Regions from separate parts of the Homo sapiens genome. Here regions 1 and 3 are each linked to region 2. Evidence: read pairs that join two places in POLR2A ChIA-PET (ENCODE). Cell type or tissue: PC-9. All regions are shown on one strand. Links, peaks and the distances in the headings refer to the core of each region. The heading gives the core; the rest is flanking DNA. Region 1 holds the start of CLDN3 (claudin 3). Region 2 overlaps CLDN4 (claudin 4). Region 3 has its middle 6.9 kb from the start of DNAJC30.

Region 1 (4,548 bases), core at 888-3,387, 63 kb before region 2:
ATACCCCTTCTAAGTCCTCCCTCTTTCCCTCCCTTGAGGGTCCCAGGAAGGAGATGGGGACCCTTTCTCATCTCTCCCCCAGGTGAGAAGATTTGGCCCGGTTTTACTTTTGGTGGCGTGTTTTATCCAAACAATAGGTCTTTTTGTTTTCGTTTTTCCAATAGGAAATGGCAGTACGGAATGCGCTCTTTCACAAGGCGCACGGGAGATTCCGAATGTGTCGGGTATTGTGCGGGGTCCGGGCTCCCAGCACAGACCCAGGGGCACATCTCTGCCACCTTCCCCTCCCATCCCCAGCCATGGCGTGCGGAAAGTGCTCATGCCTGCTTCCTAGATTGGGCGCTGGCTTTGGCCTCACAGGCTGTCTTCCGAATCCCCAGGGAGTGGGCAAGTGACCACCCCGCCATCACCAAGCTCAGCTTACAACCCCATCTTCCCTCTAAGCTCCATCCGGGAGAGCGAGATCCAGCCAAGGCCGCCCCGAGGGGGAGCTCTGCAGGGAGGTGGAGGCGCTGGGAACAAGGAGGCTCCAGCGAGTGCAAAACGAAAGGCTTTTATTGAAAAATATCAAGTGCCCCTTCCAGGGCTGCCGGTCCCTGCCCAGCGCGAGCATGGGGGCAGCGGCCCGATGGGGCTCGACGGGGTGGTCAAGTATTGGCGGTCACCCAGGCCCCGTGCTCCAGAAGGGTGAGGTTTCACAGTCCATGCAGGTTGGTCCCTGGGCCCCGAAGTCGACTGCCCGGCCCGCAAAGCCGTGGCTGCTGGGGAAGCTGCCCCAGTCCAGCGCGGGGGCTTCCTGGCTTCTGGGGGTGGGCTGGCCTCCGAGGCAAGGCTGCACGCTGGATGGCCTGGTGCGCGCTCCAGCTCGCGGTGGTGGTGGTGGTGTTGGTGGTGGTGGTGGTGGTGGGGTCTCCCTGCGTCTGTCCCTTAGACGTAGTCCTTGCGGTCGTAGCCTGTGCCCAGGCTGGCTCCCGGGCCGGTGGAGCGCGGCGCGGAGTAGACGACCTTGGTGGCCGTGTACTTCTTCTCGCGTGGGGGACACGAGCAGCAGAGCAGCGCGCCCCCCAGCAGCTGCAGCGCCGCGGCCGCCCAGCCCACGTACAGGCCCGCGCCCATCTCGCGCTTCTGCGCCTCGGGCACCACGGGGTTGTAGAAGTCCCGGATAATGGTGTTGGCCGACCAGGACACCGGCACGAGGGTGAGCAGGGCGGCGAGAAGGAACAGCACGCCTGCCACGATGGTGATCTTGGCCTTGGCCGTGTCGTCCTGCACGCAGTTGGTGCACTGGGCGCCCACCAGCGCCACTAGCAGCCCGAAGGCGGCCAGCAGGATGGCCACCACGATGAGGGCGCGGGCCGCCTGAAGGTCCTGTGGCAGTGCCAGCAGCGAGTCGTACACCTTGCACTGCATCTGGCCGGTGCTCTGCACCACGCAGTTCATCCACAGGCCCTCCCAGATGTTCTGCGACGTGATGATGTTGCTGCCGATGAAGGCCGACACGCGCCACATGGGCAACGCGCAGCACACGATGGTGCCCAGCCAGCCCAGCACGGCCAGCGCGGTGCCCGTGATCTCCAGGCCCATGGACATGGCTGCCGCGGCAAGGCCCGCTCCACCGGGTGGCTCCGGGTGCGGGGAGACGAGGGGCCGGGGCCGCTGGGCCTGGCGGGAGCTGCGGCGCCCCGACGGACGGACGGACGGACGGACTGACTCACCGACGGCGCGCGCTAACGGCTCGGCTCCATACGCTCTCGCCGCGGCTGCGCCTGCACCTGCCTGTGGCTTTGTGGGCGGGCGGCGGCGACTGGGCTGGCCCTGGGCTGGGGCCGGTGCGTCTTAGCTAAGTGCCCAGCGCTCCGGTGGGGGCGGTAGGGGCGGAGCCGCGCTCTCCAGGGCCTAAGGACAGTGACGTGGCCCCTGCCTCCCACCTTCACCGAGCGTCCTGGGAGGAAGGACTTGGCCCTGCGCGGCCCACAACGCCGGGGTAGGGGGGTTGCCAAGGAAGGGCGGGACCTGACCCAGCCCCCGCCCCTCGGTCCTTGTCCCTCTCTGCTCGGGAATGAATTCTCCGGGGCAAAACCGAGGACGGGATGCGTCAGGGGCTTGGGGTGCAAATCCCAAAGAATTTGACACGGCTTCTCTCTCCTCACCACTTTGGGCGCTTTTGGCACGTGCCGCGTGGGGATGGGGGCGCTGCCAATTACCCCGGAACGGCGGGGCGGGGAGGACCAGGGTGGGCGTGGCCGCGGCTGTTTGCAGGAGCCGCGCACCTGCTGCTCTGCCCCTCCCGTACACACGTCGCACAGGCTCAGCCTGAGTCCGGGCGGTGGGGTTGTCCAGCCCAGGAATTGCTGGGCCCAGAAGCCAGGGACTGCCTGCGCAAAGGTACCCAAAAGATGCCCTTAAGCCTAACTAAGCTCAAATTCCTCTCCAGCTCTCCCTCCAGTTCCCATCGCTGGCCGTGAGCCTGCATGCCTTTAGCTAAGCTGCTCTCCCCTCCCAGAAGTCCCCCTCCTCCCATTGAGTCCCCTCCCCTCTCCGAGCCCTGTCCTCCCTCCCTTTGAGCCTGAGTCAGGGCTGAGGCCCACCTTAATGAAATGGTGGTGAAAGAGGTTCGATCTCCGCAAAAGTGGGAAATCGGGCAGGACCGAGCACCGTGGTGGCTGACTCCTGTAATCCTCGCACTTTGGGAGGCTGAGAAGGGAGGATTGCTTGAGACCAGGAGTTCGACACCAGCCTGGGCAAAATAGTGAGACCCCGTCTCTACAAAAAATTAAAAAACTAGCCAGGTGTGGTGGCGTGTGCCTATAGTCCCAACTACTCCGGAGGCTCAGGCAGGAAATTACTTGAGCCCAGGAGTTCGAGGCTGCAGTGAGCTATGATCGCACCACTGCACTCCAGCCTGGGCATCAGAGCAGACCCTGTTTAAAAAAAAAAAAAAAAAAAAAAAAAAAGGTTGGGAAGTCAGAAATGCTACACTCAAAGCCCTGGCTGTCACACCTGGACGATCGTTCCCCCTTCTTCACCAAGCTCAGAGCCCTTCAGATTTGGCCTTGGAGGTTCAGCCTGGGCTGTTCCTAACCCCATCCCCTCTCTTCCCCTCAGAGCAGCCCTTGCATACCACATGCCCCTGCCTCAGAGTCCCTGCACTTACTGTCCCCTGTACATGGAACATGCCTGCAGACATCCACATAGCTTACTCCTAACTGCCTTCAGCTTTTTGCTCTCAGTGAGTCTTTCCCTGACCACCCTATTTAAAACTGCAGCTTCTGGCTGGGTACGGTGGCTCACGCCTGTAATCCCAGCACTTTGGGAGGCTGAGGCGGGTGGATCACTTGAGGTAAGGAGTTCCAGACCAGCCTGGCCAACGTGGCGAAATCCCGTCTCTACTAAAAATGCAAAAATTAGCCAGGCGTGGTGGTACACGCCTGTAATACCAGCTACTCGGGAGGCTGAGGCAAGAGAATTGCTTGAACCCAGGAGGTGGAGGTTGCAGTGAGCTGAGATCACACCCCTGCACTCCAACCTGGGTGACAAAGCGAGACTCTTTGTCTCAAAATAAAATAAATAAAATAAAATAAAATAAAATTGCAGTTTCTTACCCCACAATGCCTGCCCCCCTTTAATACTTTATATTCTGCTTAGCATGTAACACCATCGGACAATATTCTATATTTTTCTTATTTATGTTTCATTGTACTTAAAAAAATTTTAAATTGGCAATGATCGTACCTACGCGTGGCACACCCAGTGATGTTTTAATACATAGAATGTATAGTAATCATATCAGGGTAATTGGCATATTCATCATCTCAAACTTTTATTTCTTTGTGCTGGGAACGTTCAATAACTTATTTATTTATTTATTTTAGAGACAGTGTCTTGCTCTGTCACCCAGGCTGGAGTGCAGTGGTACTATCATAGCTCACTGCAGCCTTGAATTCTTGGGCTTAAGCAATCCTCTAGCTATAGCCTCCCAAGTAGCTGGGACTACAGGCATATACCACCAAGCCCACCTAATTGTTTCATTTTTTTTTGTAGAGATGGGGTCTCACTGTGTTGCCCAGGCTAGTCTTGAACTCCTGGTCTCAAGCAATCCCCCAACCTTGGCATCCCGAAGTGCTAGGATTACAGGTGTGAGCAGCAGTGCCCAGCCTATTTTTTTTTTTAAACGAAATCTCGCTCTTTTGACCAGGCTGGAGTGCAGTGGTGCAATTTCGGCTCACTGCAACCTCCACCTCCTGGGTTCAAGCAATTCTTCTGCCTCAGCCTCCCAAGTAGCTGGGACTACGGGCACGTGCCACCACGCCCAGCTAATTTTTGTATTTTTAGTAGAGATGGGGTTTCACCATATTGGCCAGGTGGTCTCGAACTCCTGACCTCATGATCTGCCCGCCTTGGCCTCCCAAAGTGCTGGGATTACAGGCATGAGCCATGGCACCCAGCCAATTTTTAAATTGTTTCTTTCTTTCTGTTCCAGTATGTCAGCTCCATTGGGACATCTGTAATGTCCCAGAACAGGCAAGAATTTTGCTGGTTTTATTCACT
Region 2 (2,500 bases), core at 1-2,500:
GGTTTAGAGGGGAGGGGCGAAGGTGCTGTAAACAGGTTTGGGCAGTGGTGGGGGAGGGGGCCAGAGAGGCGGCTCAGGTTGCCCAGCTCTGTGGCCTCAGGACTCTCTGCCTCACCCGCTTCAGCCCAGGGCCCCTGGAGACTGATCCCCTCTGAGTCCTCTGCCCCTTCCAAGGACACTAATGAGCCTGGGAGGGTGGCAGGGAGGAGGGGACAGCTTCACCCTTGGAAGTCCTGGGGTTTTTCCTCTTCCTTCTTTGTGGTTTCTGTTTTGTAATTTAAGAAGAGCTATTCATCACTGTAATTATTATTATTTTCTACAATAAATGGGACCTGTGCACAGGAGGAAATTTTATTGTCTCTGATTTCAACTGTGGAGGTGGGTGGGGAAGGGCTGGAGGCCTGGGTGCGGGGGTGGGGGGGGTCAGTCAGGGGCAGGACCACTGTGTTTTGGCCGGGACATAAACACTTAAAAAAAAAAAAAAAAAACGAGATCCAGGGAATTGTGAAAAATTGGAGCTGGGCCGGGTGCGGTAGTGAGCACCTGCAATCCCAGCACTTTAAAAGGTCGAGGTGGGAGGATCGCTCGAGGCAGGAGTTTGAGACCAGCCTGGGGAACATAGTGGCACCATCTCTACAAAAAGTTAAAAAAATTAGCTGGGTGTGGTGGCTCATGCCTGTAATCCCTGTACTTGGGGAGGTCGAGGTAGGCGAATTGCTTGAGCCCAGGAGTTTGAGGCTGCAGTGAGCTTTGATCGCACCACTGCACTCCAGCCTGGGTGACAGGGCGAGACCTTATCTCTTAACGAAAAAAAAAAAAAAATCGAAACGGGCCTCCAAGGTATCACCTTAAAAAAGAAATTAAATGGGCCCCCAAGGTATCACCTTGTCCACTGTATATGGGTTGGAGGGTAAACCCATATACAGAAAACAGCGTATGCCCGGGACCCCGGTGAAGGGTTGGGGACCCCAGGAGGGACGTCCCCACGTGGGCTCCCAGCTCCGAGGTATGGGCCACCTGCCACCCCCACCCCGCTGTTGTTGCAGCTTTGTCTGGGCAGTCAGGCTGGTCTGTTCCTCTTTGCTGAGTCACCCTACAGGTCCCCCTTCCCAGCCTTTGCACAGCCGGTCCCTGCTTCCAGCCTGGAATGTCCCTTTTCCCTTCTCCACCCTCTGGATCCTGCTCGTCCTGAAAGCCCAGCTCCCAGCCTCCTCCCCCATGAAGTCTTCCCATTCTCTTGGATGGAGAAATTATTATCAGCCCTGTTCACATCCCTGAGGTGCTGAGGGTCACCAAATGCCTTTCACCTGGAGGGCAGCCTTCAAGCCACGCCCAGAGCTCGGCATTCTGATCCCTTGATCGATGAGGAAACCAAGTGTGGCCCAGGCCCAGACCTACAGCTTGGGATTTTGGACTCCAAATTTGGGTGGGGGAGCTGTCCAGGACAGGACTTGGGCCTCAGCAACCACTTGGGCTTGGCCTTGGCCTTGAGTCTCTGCCCTGCTACTGTTGTGCAAAGCATGTTCCAAGCTTGCTCAGGCTTCATTTTCTTGTCAGTAAGTTAGAGGTGAGCGGACCCAGCACTCTGGAAGGAGGGATCCAGGGAGGCCCCAGGAAGGGGTCTTCTCCATCATTTCTTGCTTTTTTTCTTTTCTTTTCTTTTTTTTTTTGAGACAGAGTCTTGCTCTGTTGCCCAGGCTGGAGTGCAGTGGTGTGCTCTGGGCTCACTGCAACCTCTGCCTCCCAGGCTCAAGTGATTCTCCTGTCTCAGCCTCCCAAATAGCTGGCATGCACCCACGGCACCTGGCTGATTTTTCCAATTTTTTTTTTTTTTGAGACAGAGTCTCGCTCTGTCACCCAGTGGCACCATCTCAGCTCACTGCAACCTCCGCCTCCTGGGCTCATGCAATTCTCCTGCCTCAGCCTCGCAACTAGCTGGGATTACAGGGGTGTGCTACCATGCCCAGCTAATTTTTGTATTTTTAGTAGAGACAGGGTTTCGCCATGTTGGCCAGGCTGGTCTCGAACTCCAGACCTCAAGTGATCCTCCCGCCTCGGCCTCCCAAAGTGTTAATTTTTACAATTTTTCTTTAAGATAGGGGTCTCACTATGTTGCCCAGGCTGGTTTTGAACTCGTGGTCTCAAGAGATCCTCCTGCCTTGGCCTTCCAAATTGTTGGGATTACAGGTGTGAGCCACCACACCCTGCTACGTCTCGATTCTGGAACCCACAGGAACAGATGCCACTGTTTTCTGGGAGCTCATTTAATAGGCAGGGCATTTCTGAGGGGCAGGGTTGGTTCGGAGGTCCCATTTTACAGGGGAGGCAGAGGAGGCCCAGCAGATGGGCCCAGCTAAGGCCACATGGAGTCAGGGGCCAGCTGGGGGCTGGGGGCTGGATCTCACTTCCTCAACCTGGGTCGCCTTCCACTTTCGGTACAGGTAGACAATGCCGGAGATGAAGCCATCCTTGGCAGAGATGCCGGATACCACCTCCAGCT
Region 3 (4,548 bases), core at 1,228-3,727, 160 kb before region 2:
CTGGCTAATTATAATTATTTTTGTATTTTTAGTAGAGACGGGGTTTCACCATGTTAGCCAGGATGGTCTCCATCTCCTGACCTCGTGATCCGCCCGCCTCAGCCTCCCAAAGTGCTGGGATCACAGGTGTAAGCCACAGTGCCCGGTCCCCACTTTTTTTTTTTTTTTTTTGGCTCTCCTTCATGATTGACATGGTGTAGAGTTTGCAACCAAAAGGTAAAAAGGGGCAAAGGTTGGGCAGGTCTGGACCTTTCTCCACTATCATGAATTGGGGAGCAGCCTTTAGAAGGCAGCAGCTACCAGGTTGAGCCTCCCCTCCTCAGGGTAGGTAAGAAGCAGAGAAAGTTGAGACATGGACAAGAGAGGGACTAGGAAGAAGTGTTACCATGGGAACCAGATGGGGTCCTTCAGAAGGCCTCCCACACACCTTGTCTTGCACAGAGCTGATTCTTCTTTAGAGGGGCAGGGAGTGAGACCCCTCTGTGTTCAGCTCCAGCCTGAAAATGATCGGAGGCAGGTGAGGATGGACACCACCAGAGTGGAGTGGGCCCAGTTCTGGGTGGGCCATGGAAAGGCTTACAGTTGGATGGTTTGAAAAATCATTAACCCCTTTTGCTTGAAGGTACATGGAATGTTCAGGAAGGTTCTGGAATGTTCTGGAAGGTGCAGCACTCTGGGCCCTTCCTTTTGCCTAAAACCTTCTTGAACTTGCTGCTTCTAGATTCAGGGGGCCCCAGGAATGTTCCTGGCTGTGATCTGTGAGAGAAAACAAACTTGAGGGTCTGCATCAGGGGGCTCATGAAAAAGGTCCTACCTATTAGATACCATTTTGCTTTTACAAAACAAAACCAAAGAAGTCTCCAAATAAAACTCCCACCCCTTTTAATAAAAACAGAGCTCCCTGTTCCTCAAGAAAGTCTATTATGTACACCTCCTTGTTTGTGAATCACTAGCTTCTGCATTTTTCTAACCTTCCCCATCTTGGTTTCCAAATATGAAACATAGTAACATTAAATTGCTTTTTCTTTTTCCTAACCAATCAAGGCTCACTGAGCTAAGCAGGCTCCAACCAGTGTGGGCTCAAACCTTCACCACTGAATCGTGTAGTCCCTGCAAAGCCATGGCTAAGAACTTGCCCCTAACCTCCAAGGCTGGAGAATCGAATGGTTTCTAAGAGACCCAGTTGGACTTGCTGCAGGTTTATCCCAGTGTATACGGGGATTATACACAAAAGACTGAGTGAAGGAACTGGTGTTACTGTACCAAAGGGCCTCTGGTTGTGTCTAAGCTTATCATTGCTGTAGACCTCTGGAGAGATTCCCCTTGTCCCACAATGAAAATAAGATTTCACTCAACCTCCCTGCATAAAGTGCAGGCTCTTGCAGCAACATACAATATAAGAATTTGCAACCTCAAATGCCTACAGGGGCCAGGAAGGTGACACAGAGGTGCAAAGTAGTCCCTTTCCAGGAAGAAATTCTCCTGCCCCTATTTTTCTGAAAATGCATGGTACCTTTTTACTTTTTTGCTTTCCCTCTTGATGGACATGGGGTACAGAAATGTTTTTCTGCTATGGGAAAAACGGTGCAAGTGTGTAGATAAAAGGCGTTTTACACTTCACCCCTGTTGGTGGAAGTGCAGCAAATTGGGGAGTGATGTCTCATCTAAATGGACGAAATTTTTTTTGTTGTCTTTTTTTTTTTTGAGACAGGGTCTTGGTCTGTCACCTAGGCTGGAGTGCAGTTATGTGATCATAGCTTACTTGAAATCTCAACCTCCCAGGCTCAAGCCATCCTCCCACCTCAGCTTCCCAAGTAGCTGGGACTACAGGTGCGTGCCACCATGCCTGGCTAATTTTTGTATTTTTTGTAGAGATGGGGTTTTGCCATGCTGCCCAGGCTGGTCCCGAACTCCTGGGCTCAAGGGATCCGCCTACCTTGGCCTCCCAAAGTGCTGGGATTACAGGCGTGCATTACCGCACCTGGCCTCAAAGGGGAAATGCTACTGAGCTTCTCCCACAGCGCTAATGCAGGTACGTGAACTGAATGGTGGCAGATTTTCTTTCTTTTTTTTTTTTTTCAAATGGAGTTTCACTCTTGTTGCCCAGGCTGGAGTGCAAAGGTGCTATCTCGGCTCACTGTAACCTCTCCCTCCCGGCTTCAAGTGATTCTCCTGCCTCAGCCTCCTGAGTAGCTGGGATTACCGGCGTGCACCACCACGTCGGCTGATTTTTTTGTATTTTTAGTAGAGATGGGGTTTCTCCATGTTGGTCAGGCTAGCCTTGAACTCCTGATCTCAGATGATCCACCCGCCTCGGCCTCCCAAAGTGCTGGGATTACAGGCATGAGCCACTACACCTGGCAGATTTTCTCATTTTTTGAGAGATTAGAAATCTGTTTTTATGGGGGCGGTGGCTCATGCCTATAATCTCAGCAGTTTCAGAGGCTGAGGAGGGTGGATCACTTGAGGTCAGGAGTTTGAGACCAGCCTGGCCAACACGGTGAAACCCTGTCTCTACTAAAAATACAAAAATTAACCAGGCGTAGTGGCATGTGCCTGTAATCCCAGCTACTTGGGAGGCTGAGGCAGGAGAATCACTTGAACCTAGGAGGTGGAGGTTGCAGTGAGCTGAGATTGCACCACTGCACTCCAGCCTGGGGGGACAGAGCAAGACTCTGCCTCAAAAAAAAAATCGGTTTTTATGCCCAAATTTTGAATGTTGGGTAAAGTTGTTTTAGGACACTGTGCCAGCCAAATACTATCTGCAAGGTGACTGTGGCCTATGAACCCCAAATCCCAGTCTGCTCTTTGTACTCCTCAAACAGGCCTTCCCTGCCATTTTTTTTTTTTTCTGAGATGGAGTCTCACTCTGTCACCCAGGCTGGAGTGCAGCGTCATGATCTTGGCTCACTGCAACCTCCGCCTCCTGGGTTCAAGCTATCCTCCCACCTTGGCCTCCTGAGTAGCTAGGATTACAGGTGTGCGCCACCATGCCTTTTTTTTTTTTTTTTTTTTTGAGATGGAGTCTCGCTCTGTCACCAGGCTGGACTGCAGTGGCACAATCTCGGCTCACTGCAACCTCTGTCTCCCGGGTTCAAACGATTCTCCTGCCTCAGCCTCCCGAGTAGCTGGGACTACAGACGCACGCCACCACGCCCAGCTAATTTTTTGTATTTTCAGTAGAGATGGGGTTTCACCATGTTGGCCAGGATGGTCTTGATCTCTTGACCTCGTGATCCGCCCACCTCGGCCTCCCAAAGTGCTGGGATTACAGGCGTGAGCCACCGCGCCCAGCCAATGTTTTTTTTTTTTTTTGAGATGGAGTCTTACTCTGTCGCCCAGGCTGGAGTGCAGTGGTGCGATCTTGGCTCACTACAACCTCCGCCTCCCAGGTTCAAGCGATTCTCCTGCCTCAGCTCCTGAGTAGTTGGGATTACAGGCACCCACCATCATGCCCGGCTAATTTTTATATTTTTGTAGAGACGGGGTTTCACCATGTTGGCCAGACTGGTCTTGAACTCCTGACCTCAAGTGATCCGCCCACCTCAGCCTCCCGAAGTGCAGAGATTACAGGTGGGAGCCACCACGCCCGGCCATTTTTTTGTGTGTGTGTTTATAGTAGAGACAGGGTTTCACTATGTTGGCCAAGCTGGTCTTGAACTTCTGACCTCAAGTGATCTGCCTGCCTCGGCCTCCGAAAGTGCTGGGATTACAGGCAAGAGCCACCGTGCCAGGCCCTGAAACATGCCTTCTTTTGTCTAAAGTGGCTGTCCCCTCTCAGGGCTGAGGATGTGAATTTTGAAGGGACAAGGGTAGGATGGGAGAGCCAACCCACCACAAGACTAGTGACAGGACCCTAGCCTTAAGAGACACTGGTGAGGTGGCTAGATCCATAGCGACGCTGTGACTTCAGGACAGATAGTGAGAGATGAGCTCTCTGCATGCGTTGAGCATGTTTGGCCTACGCAAGGTCTTGAGATCCAGGCTCAGCTCTCACCATGGTTTGCACACATTAACAGAGGGACACTCAGCTGCTTTGCACAAAACCACGACGGCTGCAAGCTGGACCTCGGAGCTGAGCTGCTGAGGGCAGGCTAAGGTAGGTCTTCTCCCATGATGTTGTTTTTCTTTTTTTTGAGACGGAGTTTCACTCTTGTTGCCCAGGCTGGAGTGCAATAGCGCGATCTCGGCTCACTGCAACCTCTGCTTCCCAGGTTCAAGTGATTCTCCTGCCTCAGCCTCCCGAGTAGCTGGGATTACAGGCATGCACCACCACACCCAGGTAATTTTGTATTTTTTAAAAGTAGAGACGGGGTTTCTCCATGTTCGTCAGGCTGGTCTCGAACTCCTGACCTCAGGTGATCCGCCCGCCTTGGCCTCCCAAAGTGCTGGGATTACAGAGGTGAGCCACCGTACCCGGCCTGTTTTTCTTTTTAGAGATGAGGTCTTGCGTGTTGCCCAGCTGGAGTGCAGTAGCTATTCATAGGCGAGATCTTTGTACACTAGTCTTGGACTCCTGGGCTCAAGCGATCCTCCTGCCTCAGCCTC

Evidence for each region. ChIA-PET counts read pairs that join two places held together with the same protein. Peaks named below come from ENCODE experiments on the same cell type or tissue, not always from the same donor. Only the 100,000 strongest peaks of a DNase experiment are listed, where the experiment ranks them.
Region 1: POLR2A ChIA-PET joins it to region 2 with 15 read pairs; 11 of 35 experiments call an interaction of 5 or more read pairs at or near these places.
Region 3: POLR2A ChIA-PET joins it to region 2 with 12 read pairs; 5 of 35 experiments call an interaction of 5 or more read pairs at or near these places.

Annotation. Positions count from the first base shown.
Region 1 is chr7:73,768,460-73,773,007 of GRCh38, forward strand. It overlaps CLDN3 (claudin 3), which reads right to left and starts at 1,811. Exons shown (of 1, transcript NM_001306.4): 1 at 538-1,811. The coding sequence starts at 1,590. The coding sequence ends at 928. In PC-9, for the core only: no CTCF peak of the experiment used is centred there; DNase peaks (open chromatin) are centred at 1,882 and 2,282; H3K4me3 peaks cover 1,668 bases; H3K27ac peaks cover 810 bases.
Region 2 is chr7:73,832,342-73,834,841 of GRCh38, forward strand. CLDN4 (claudin 4) reads left to right here. Exons shown (of 1, transcript NM_001305.5): 1 at 1-349. It overlaps METTL27 (methyltransferase like 27), which reads right to left. Exons shown (of 6, transcript NM_152559.3): 6 at 2,249-2,500. The coding sequence ends at 2,402. Among named protein-coding and RNA genes, the nearest start is that of CLDN4, 2.6 kb to the left of the region's middle. In PC-9, for the core only: no CTCF peak of the experiment used is centred there; a DNase peak (open chromatin) is centred at 1,220; H3K4me3 peaks cover 1,715 bases; H3K27ac peaks cover 2,443 bases.
Region 3 is chr7:73,674,294-73,678,841 of GRCh38, forward strand. No RefSeq gene overlaps it. Among named protein-coding and RNA genes, the nearest start is that of DNAJC30, 6.9 kb to the right of the region's middle. In PC-9, for the core only: no CTCF peak of the experiment used is centred there; no DNase peak of the experiment used is centred there.